Regions from separate parts of the Mus musculus genome. Here region 1 is linked to region 2. A link is a contact called in ENCODE Hi-C or POLR2A ChIA-PET data. All regions are on one chromosome and are shown on one strand. Each heading gives the region's core, a stretch centred on a gene start or an enhancer-like site at or near the end of the contact. The rest is flanking DNA. Distances are from core to core; before and after follow the strand shown.

Evidence for each region. Hi-C counts contacts between places; a loop is a spot of excess contacts on that map. ChIA-PET counts read pairs that join two places held with the same protein, here RNA polymerase II (POLR2A).
Region 1: a loop to region 2 is called in a map of heart, with 3 times the contacts of the local background. The contact joins the enhancer-like site here to the promoter of Wls in region 2. A Hi-C loop is called at or near these places in 11 of 37 maps with a recorded cell type or tissue (Patski, adrenal gland, gastrocnemius and 3 more). POLR2A ChIA-PET finds 5 or more read pairs at or near these places in 2 of 5 experiments (Patski and embryonic stem cell).

Annotation. Positions count from the first base shown.
Region 1 is chr3:159,883,146-159,888,086 of GRCm38, forward strand. The region is part of intron 2 of Wls (wntless WNT ligand secretion mediator); the gene reads left to right. Among named protein-coding and RNA genes, the nearest start is that of Gm23941, 31 kb to the right of the region's middle. Within about 2 kb of position 2,251, at least 1 of the 3 ENCODE cell types and tissues checked has a DNase peak (open chromatin) inside an H3K27ac peak, as active enhancers do; it is heart, where a contact is called at or near this core.
Region 2 is chr3:159,837,053-159,841,982 of GRCm38, forward strand. Wls (wntless WNT ligand secretion mediator) reads left to right here and starts at 2,598. Exons shown (of 12, transcript NM_026582.5): 1 at 2,598-2,995. The coding sequence starts at 2,890.

The DNA.
Region 1 (4,941 bases), core at 1,001-3,500, 46 kb after region 2:
TTTAAAAATTGGAGGTAAAAGATAAACTCCTGAAAGATGGCATGACCCTTCAGTGTGTTACCAATATGACTTATTTGACAAAGAAATTAGGAGTTAAGTCATTATGAAAAAACTTGAAAATTACATATGTAACGTGGAACTGAAATGTAGATTCAAGATTGGAGACTAGATTGTCCTTTAATTAGATAGTAGCTGGAGACTGCATTTCTTCTTTTCTGTCTGGATCTCTTACTTGGTGGCACTCCTAACAGGAAACTACCTGTGAAGTTTCTAATGGGAGAAGTCACCAAGCTGAGCTAGGCTAGGTTCACACTGGGCTGGCTTCAGAGGCAAGGAAATCCTACTCCCTTTGCTTTTCAACTACAGACATAGCTTGGCTGAGTGACTTGGATTCCAAAGGATGCCAGTAATTGTGGGTTTTAGTCACAGAAGATAAAGATAAGAGGAGAGACAGGCTGTTTTTTTCCACAATTAAATGCTGCCTCTCGGGTTCCTCTGTCGTTAAGAGTCTGAGGGTCAGGAACCTCCAGCCATATTATTTTACCCCTGGATGCCTCCTCTCATCTGTAACCCCATCCAAGGGGATTAAGAATAGGTGAGTTGGAAAGACAAACATGTTCTGGTCTGTTTTCCCTTCCAAGTCCTATCTGTGGAGCAGATGAGATCCCTTCTAATCAGTGGCATAAAAGTTCTTTTAGGAACTTTGTTTCCTCTCTGTCTGTTGCCAGCTGCACAAATACAGTATGAGGAGTGTATAAAATCTAGGTTTTTCCTTTTATGATCTTGACAATGTTTTTTGTTTGTTTGTTGTTTGTTTTCAAGTATCTGAAACTCTGGTGTTTGGTATTTATTAACTGTTACTCGTATTAACCAGATTCCAGTTTTCATCCCTTATCATTCCTTTCCAATTGTAAGTGCCCTGAGAATTGAAATGGCTTTACAGTTATTTGGTTTTGTCCCAGTTCCTTAAGTATAGAGGGAAATTAGAAAGCTGATAGTGTTTTAGATTTCTGTCTTCATGAAATATTAGAACAAGAAAGTACTTCAGTAATCCTATGATCCAAAGTCAAAATTTATTGAAAAAAATGCCATATGTAAAGTGACTTAACTGGAGTTGAACTGTGGATAGAGGCTTTCCTAGAGCAATGAACAGTTTTTCTAATTTTCCTAATGTGCTACTCAGTGACATAATAAGAAATAGCATGTGCTTTTGGAACCTGGCAAATTTGGACTTAGATTGTGTGCCCTTCCCACCATAACAGGCTTCATTTTCTTCATTTTGAAATTATAAATGAATTATTCTGTTTGGTCTCTGTATGTATGAATATGTTTAAATATGCAGTAAGAACTAAAAGAGTAAGTTTGAAAGAATCATTGTTTCCTTTCTTTTCAAACAATATACGACCCTTATAAGAAAACATGTTTTCTGAGATCTCTTCAATTCAATATCAGAAATTGTGCCTTACTGTCACTTATAAGAACTTAAGGAAGGAGGGTTGAGTAATAATACCAATGAAGAAGAATCAGTATATACTAGAAATAGAAATTAGTTCCACCTATAGGAAATACCTTCTCTTTTTCTTACTACCCTCTGCATAAGGGAGTTAAGGTTGATCTAAAACAGTAACACAGCATTTACCTCCCTTGCTCAGGAGTGAGCAAGAGGCTGAGTATGTGAAGTGGTCAAGAAGATGAACAAGTCACTGAACTCACTTCCATGTGAACACAACTGATTGTGAACAATGGAAAGGGAGAGAGTCACAGCATTCTAGGAGTGCTCAGGAGGACTCTGTTCCACATGGTTCAGAGAAGTATGGAGGTCTGCACAGAGCAAACACCCACACAGATAGAGGGGTGCTGATCACCTGCAAGGCAAGAAGGCAAGGAAGAACCATTCCTGGATTGCAGAGCAGAAGGGCAGATCTACTTATCATTCTTGGTAGCTTTTAATTAGGGAGTAGTAACTGACATCTTTGGGGCTCCACCAATAGTCACATTTGTGTTTTGTTCTTTTCTCTCACTCAAACAGGCACATGTCTCCTCCACTTTCTTTGGAATGTTATTAATCTGTCCATCTCCAGGAAACCTGGGTAGCAGCAGAATATTCTCCTGTTGCCATCAGAGTTCCGCTTAGGGAATGTGTGGCTGGGTAATCAAGCAGGGCTGGCCTTATCTGCAAAGAGAACTCTGAATCCTTAGTGCAATAATTTTCCACATTCACAGTACAAAGCAAATACTCTGTGTGAGTAAAACTGGCTTGGCTCCAGCAATAACACAGCTGTTGAAACAGCTTAGTCACCGGGGCAATGGAGACAGTGTGGCAAGAGAATGCTGGGGTGCAGTAAGCTGACATTTAGCTGGCTAGCAGGGGCTCTGAGAGCCAGAACAGATCTGTGGGAGAGCTATGGAGAGGCTGCTCCCCGCCCACAGGCATCCCCTTGTTTCTTTTGAAGCTGAGCCATAATCCCCTCCCTGGGCAGGGTGCCTAAGGATGAAAACTGAACACATTTTATGACTGATGGGAGAGAAAGAACTGATTCTATCTTTCTAGACACCTGGTTTCTCTCTCTCCTTTATAATGACCTTGTTTGTTTGTTTGTTTGTTTTGTTTCTTGGTTTGTTTTTTTTTTTTAATGTTTCAAGCTAGTTAAAATATAATGTGAAATTTAGTTATAGTTGTTGGTGTGTTGGGGGTGGGGGTGAGGTGTTGTCCTGAACTTATAGAAAAAAACCTCAAGTAGCTCTTTAGTCTTGACTGTTCAGGTAATAGACCAGAAAATCAGAAGGAAAAGCTCCAACCCTTCTGACTGGTGTTTCCTGGATCCCTATAGCAAGAGCATCTGCTAGAGCTTTATCCTGAAGTTCTGTGGACAGATCTGATAAAATACTTTGTTGGTCACATAGGAATTTTGGAAAGCCTAATGAATTGCTAGAGAGCTACCCTGCTGTTCTTTCAGCCTTTGAACAGCTGACCTTCGTGTTTTTTCTTTATCCTGGGCTCTTTTTGCACTGTTTGTTTTGGAAGTTGTTGAGTTAAATTAGCCATCTCTTTCCTTTCCTGGTTACAGTATGAGAATGCAGCTGTCAGTCTGTGAACACTGCCATTGTCTATTTTTAGATTCAGTGTGAATAAAGCTCTCCTCTCTAATTGCAGAGAGAGAGAGAGAGAGAGAGAGAGAGAGAGAGAGAGAGACTGACTTTTACAAGCACCAAATCAGCTATTGTGAGTTATCCTGGGGAGAAAGCAAAGGGTAGCCACTGTCTTTCCAATCCCTCTTTGTCAGGTGTGTTTTCTCTCTGCATGAATGTTGATTATGGTCAAATAAGAATAAGTGTGATCACATTTGTTTTCCAATGTTTTAACATTTGCCAGCTTGGATTGTTCTGTTTTCTCTGGCTTTTTTATGAAAAAAAATACTATAATTGAGTTCAAATTCCTTACAAATTGTTTTTCTTTAGATGTTTTCTGTGTCATCCAATCACATAAAACAAACTGGGAGCTATGAAATACAATGGGCTGTGATTTTCTCTATTTAGCTTTCTAACCAGAAGTCTTCTCTGTACATAGCTGCTAGAAGTGCTTCAATAAGTGGAATACCATGGAATTTAGTAAAACTTGAACCCTTAGTCATCAGACTCTTCCTGCTGCTTAGCCCTGTATTCCTTATAGTCACTCTTGCATTTCCTTCATATTGAATTAATTTCTTTCTCTAATTATTCAGTGTTTTTTAGGGCTTCTATGGATTTTTAGATGTACAGCTTCTTTAATCTGTGGTTGCTTCTACCCCATTGTATCTTGAACTATTATACTGTAGTTAGTAGGTAGATATCACTTTGGATGAGCTGATTCTGAAAGTCACACCTTCTGTGGTCTATTGTTTAACCCAGTGCTCTTAAACACTTTGAGCTACCTATATACATAGGTTTGCTTTTACTGCAGTGCCCAATTTTCCAAACTTACTGTGATTAATTTGAGGGCAATGATTTTGCCTTATGCATTTTTATCCCCAGTACTGTTCATGGAAACCAGTAGATGCTTAGAAATATTTGGTTGAGTAAAAGAAGTCCTTTGGGATAGTACATCTAGCATTCAAGTTTCAGAGGAATATTAATCCTATCTCAGTGGCAATTTTGTGAACTGTTGTGGTTTTTGTCTCGTCATGGGTTTACCCTCGAGCTTTAACAAGCCAGGTTGAATAGATTGTCAGGCCTTGCTGTACCTAGAAGAATACTGCACATTTTTTCTTCTCTGAAATCTCTGTTTTCTCTTCTTTTTTTAAAGATTGATTTATTGTATGTATATGAGTACCAAAAGAGGGCATCAGTTCCAGTATAGATGATTGTGAGTCACCATGTGGTTGCTGGGACTTGAACTCAGGACCTTTGGAAGAGCAATCAGTGCTCTTAACCGCTGAACCATCTCTCCAACCCCCTCTGAAATCTCTTAGAAGTAGTATCATTTATTGTCTTACTCCTGAGGCTGGGAGCCATGATAAAGACCATTATTGTTTTAAACATAAAACCTTAAAGCAGCATTAGGTCAAAGAAGTTGTTGGTCTGTAGCTTCTGTAATTACATTTTTCCTTTAACCCCACTGGCACTTTCTAGCAGAACATCAATATATTATCCCCATAATATTATTCAGAAAAGAGAGGGGAAAATAATAACTTTCCTTAGAAGCCACCCTTTCTTCCTGGCACAGAAAACAGGTATACTGTGCTTTGGTGTGTAACTGGGAACTAGACTCATTACTTACTTTAGAGCTGTGATTAAACAAACAAACAAACAAACAAAAAACAGACAAAGATAACTTATAGAAGAGGGGTTTTTTGCTTACGGTTCCATAGAGATCAGAGTCTATCATAGCAGGGAGACATGACAGCAACAAGCAGTCATGACAGCTGAAGCAGGAGCTGAAAGCTCATATCTTGAACCATAAGT
Region 2 (4,930 bases), core at 1,348-3,847:
TTTCTTTCTTTGATCAAGATTATTGATTCAATTGTTGTGTCTTCTTATACACTTATATAAGTGTCTATACCTTGTAAGAACATACCATACGCTTGGTATTATTATCATTTTTCTTTTATAGGTGAGAACATTGAGCCTTGGAGCGCACTATTAACTATAATGTACTGTAGTTTCACACAGCAGGGGCAGGAATCTAGATTCCATTCCAGGAAAAACATTTAAGCCTTTTTTCTACATATTTATGTTATCAAATTGGGAAATGAATTTTGATAGTCATTATTAATATTTACAAAGACAACAGAAACTGAAATTTAAAAGCATCTCATGGAGAAACTCCTATCACAAAACCCACTCTATGAGAAAAGAATAACACATTTACTCAAAGCTTTCCATTATATATGCAAAGAAACCTATTCAAGACCAATGATACATGGAAGGTAACTGTAATGGTTTGAATGAGATTGCCTCCATAGGCTTATGTATCTAAACACTTGTTTCTCAATTGGTAGAACCTTTTGTTCTGTTTTGTGTTGTTTTGTTTTGTTTTGGGAAGGAGGAAGAAATGTGGTCTTATCAGAGAAGAGTTTTCACCAGGGGTAGAATTTGAAGTTTCAAACGGCTCAGGGATTCCCTGTTATCTTTCCCTCTCCCTCCTACTTGGGAATCAACTGTTCCTTTGCCATACCTTTACTCTAAAATCATGAACTCTCACTCACTGGCACTGTAAGTCCATATAAACTCTTTATTCTAGAAATTGTCAAGGTCATGATGTGTTATCATGGATATAGAAAAGTAACTAAGACTCTATCTGATTTTATGCTTAGGCTTGATGAAGCAGGGACGGTGATATAAAAAGATGATTCTTAAAGGGCCATGAGCCAATTGAAATGAACACTTCAGTTTTAGCAATCCCATTATCCAGTTTCCAGCAGGATCCCTATGGAATAAGGATATCAATTTCTTCCTCCCTTCCCTCCTTTTTCCTTTTCCTTCCTTCTTTTTCTCTCCTCCTCCTCCTCCTCCTCCCTCTTTCTTCTTCTTCCTCTCTCTCTCTCTCTCTCTCTCTCTCACACACACACACACAGCAATTACAATTTGGAAAATCATTATACAGTGAATCACAACTACCCTGTAGTTCCTTCAGAATACTCTTGAAGTTTTGATATAATCTCTAGTGCTCAGGAAGGAAAAGAAAACACATTAAGATTGTAAGCAAATGTTGGACAAGTAACTGAAGGAAGAAGAGGACAGTAAATAGTTCCTCCACAGGAAGATGACAAGAAGCAAGAAATCAGGTATGCTGGTGGCTTTGGAAACCTGTACTGGGAGGCCAGGAGGTACCTTTATAAAGCTAATGTGTGATTTGAGTTGCATTGGCTAAATAGACAGTTTATGAAACATGGAAAAACCAGGCCCTGGAGTTTGGGTCAGCCTTATCAAGAAATCTCTTAAGATCACCACTTTTCCTTGGATGTAGTGTATCAATATAAGTAAATCTCTCAAAGAGCTAACATTCTCTTTCCTCCTCTGCCTTCCATGGGGTTTGAATCTAGGACCTCAGATCAAGTTAAACAAGAGGCCCAGATCACTTTTTAGTTTTTGTTTTGAGATAGGGTCTCTAAAATTATCCAGGTTGGTCGTAAATTACTAATCCTCCTGACTCAGCCTCCTAGTAGCTGTGACCACCCACCTGAAACTCTAACTGGTACTATTTAACATGTATACTACCTACCCAACTAAAGTCCTTTAGGCTTTTTAAATGCAAGCTGTGGGCTTGCTTAAACATTCACTCATTTATTCATTCCACCAAAGTTCATGCAGGGTCTCCTAGTGTGAGAATTTTGTTAGGCACTGAGGGGTGGGGGCAGATACAAAGAGAATTGAACTTGGTCCCAGTCTCCCAGAAATTTACAGCTTAGTAATGGAAACAAATGTGCATTCATAAGACCTTATAGAAGGTGAAAATGTGAGAGCATGATTGGAGGGGATCGACCCTTGGAACATAAAGGTGGTGTAAAAAACCAAAACAAGAATTTTAAAACAAGTCGAGTTTTCAATGAACTTTAAAGCGTTTAGGTAATAGTCAACACCAAGACTGGCAGTCCAGGGTAGAGTAAGGAACAGACGTTTGATTTGTCTGGATAATAAGGCTCTTGAAGGGCCGTGTAATGAGGAATTTAGCGGGTTATAATTCCAGGATAGGGCAAGGCAGAAGGTACCAGAACAGAGACCTTATTTCTTCTCTTTATACTTTGACTTAACTTCATTAGACTCCTTTTTAAAATTCACCTCTTTCCTAGCGTTCAAATGGCTGGTGGTGGGGTGGGTTCAACATGTAAGTTAAGGGTTTGCAAAGAGGCCCATGAGTAACTTAAATCCCATACTTTGGGAACCCGAAAAGGAAACATGGTAGAGACTGCGTATGCCAAGCCCATTTAACAACACCAGCCACCCGACCCCCCTCAAGATGTTAGCTGTTGCCGGGGCAAGCTGCAGGCCAGACCTGAGGGCGGGTAGCCAGAGCTGGCGGGAGCTGAGATCCCTGAACTGGCGGGCCAGGGTTGAGGAAGAGAGGGAGGGAGGGAGGGAGGAAGCGCGAGAGGGAGGGAGGAAGAAAGAGAGGGAGGCGTGTCATGTGATCCGCTTCCCTGCTTCTTTAAGCGTCCACTGGCTGCCGGGCGGCCGCAGTCTCAGCTCTGGGCATCTGGGGAGCCCAAGCGGCTTCGCCCAGGCATCCGCGCGGGCGCCTGCGGTCTGTCCCACCTCCTCTGCTAACGCACCCTTGAAGTTTTGCAGCACCAGGAAAAGAGGGCAAGGAAGAAGGAGAGGGGAAGCGAAAGCATACCCTAAAACATTTACTTAAAGGAGAAAAGAAAGGGGGTCGCAGAAATGGCTGGGGCAATTATAGAAAACATGAGTACCAAGAAGCTCTGCATTGTTGGAGGGATTCTTCTGGTTTTCCAAATCGTTGCCTTTCTGGTGGGAGGCTTGATCGGTAAGTGTGAGAGCTGCAAACTTTCCCCTTTCCCTTTCTTCGGCCCTTCCCTCTTTTGCCTCTTGGGCTACTTGTTACAGTATCGCTGCCTTGCCTCTATGATCTAATTAGTCCGGCTATTGTGCTTAAGAAAGCAGAGCTCCATGGGGCTCCATGGGGCACAATCCAGTCTAGTGGCAAAGAGAAAAGGAGGGGAAAAGTTTTGGCCTAGTTTCAGTATCCACTTGAAAGGCAGGAGGGGGTGGGGGTGGATCTTAAGCATGGCGACGGATCGCGAGGAAGTGCTGGGTCGCAAAGTTGATTGCTCCCCGTGCTCTTTCCCTCGCCCGCCCCCCTTTCCCTCTCGGTTCCCTTCCAATCAGCACCGGGAGGGCAACGTAATCGACTTTATTAGGAATAACAGGGGAGTCGGGAGCTAAGCCCTGTGCCAGCCGCGAGCTGTTACTGGCTGTGGCTTGTGTAAATGCATTAGGTTGTCTCGGCGAGGGACTAGAGCTGGTTTTAGGGTCTCAACCTTTAAGCCCTTGGCTTCCATGCCGCCACCCCACCCATCTCTGGCGGTGGACTTGTTTGAACTGAGGACTCATAGAGTGGTTTGGGAGAGTCCTGGCCCTCTCAGCACGAACTTGGAGAGGGCGTAGGAGAAAGCCTGTCTGAAAGGTGTTGCTTTTGCCTCTTGTCCCCTCTGCCATCTCCCCTCCCCCTCTGCTTTGAGCCCCAAGATCCAGTGAGTCTGAAGCCTGAGGTCCTCCCCTGGCGCCAGGAGGATGTTTCCTGCTCCCTCCTGGGCTGCCCTCAGGTGACAGCTCCCAGGCGCCAGGGAGACTTTCTCAGTGCGCACCAAAAAAAAAAAAAAAAAAAAAGGCTTCGAACGTAACTGACCTTCTGCCTTAGGATCCACTCGGAAAACTCAACTTACTCCTACTGTCTTTTCCACCTCATGTCCCTTTCTCCTCAAGGTTCCGGACATCCTTGGACAAACTTCAGTGCCAACTTCGGAGCGGGCGCTGCTGGGCAGCTTAGCTTCCTTGGGGCTGGCTGTTGCTCTTGGCTGGGTGGAAGAGCTCAAGCAGGGGTCTGTGCTTCTTGAGGGAGTCCCTGGGCAGCGCAGGAGCTCCCTTGAGGGGGTGAGAGTAGTGGGTACGGTGTTTTTCCTATAGACTAGGGTGTGTTGGGTTAGCATTCCAGAGTGTCTGGTAATGGCAATCTTTGTAACACCAGGCTAAGTGTTTTAAACAAAGGAGAGGAGAAGCTTCAAGAAGGGAGTTCTGAGGAGGTCGAGTACACATTTCTAAGCCTCTGTCCTCCATATGGGCAAAGCACACAGAAACACACACACACACACACACACACACACACACACACACACACACACACACACAGCTTTTGTTTCGTTACGCCATGTACAATCTCTTTTTCTCTGAATTGGATTTTCCAGGCTCTTAATACTTCTCTGCTGGGAGCTGTAGGCAGAAGCAGTCTCAGTGATTACACCGCGGTTACAATTACACCTCTTGTTTCCCTTGATGAGCAGTTGCAGTTGGATGCTATTGGATCTTGTGTGATTTCAGTGGCAGACCATCATAAAATTTCTTGCACCTTGTGCTTTCAGGATTAAATTGGCCTATTATCCTTGCCTGACCTTCTCCTTTGAGGTTTTTTGCACACAGTAAACCATTACAGTTTCCTGTAGCTGCACCCCACCCCACCCCACGAAGCTGATGTGGGCCCACATACCTCTTGGTTCCTGTAGTAGGTTCCCTATAGCACTTCTGGAACTAGCATGTTTTCTGGAACCTCACCATTACAGTGGAGATCCCAAAGACCCCCTGCAAGTGTTTGCTGGACATTAGAATTACCAGTTAGAGCAGTTGTTTGCTCAAATTAGGGTTGTTTGAAGTAGGAAGTAAGTAGTGCTAAGGTTGTTCCCAACCC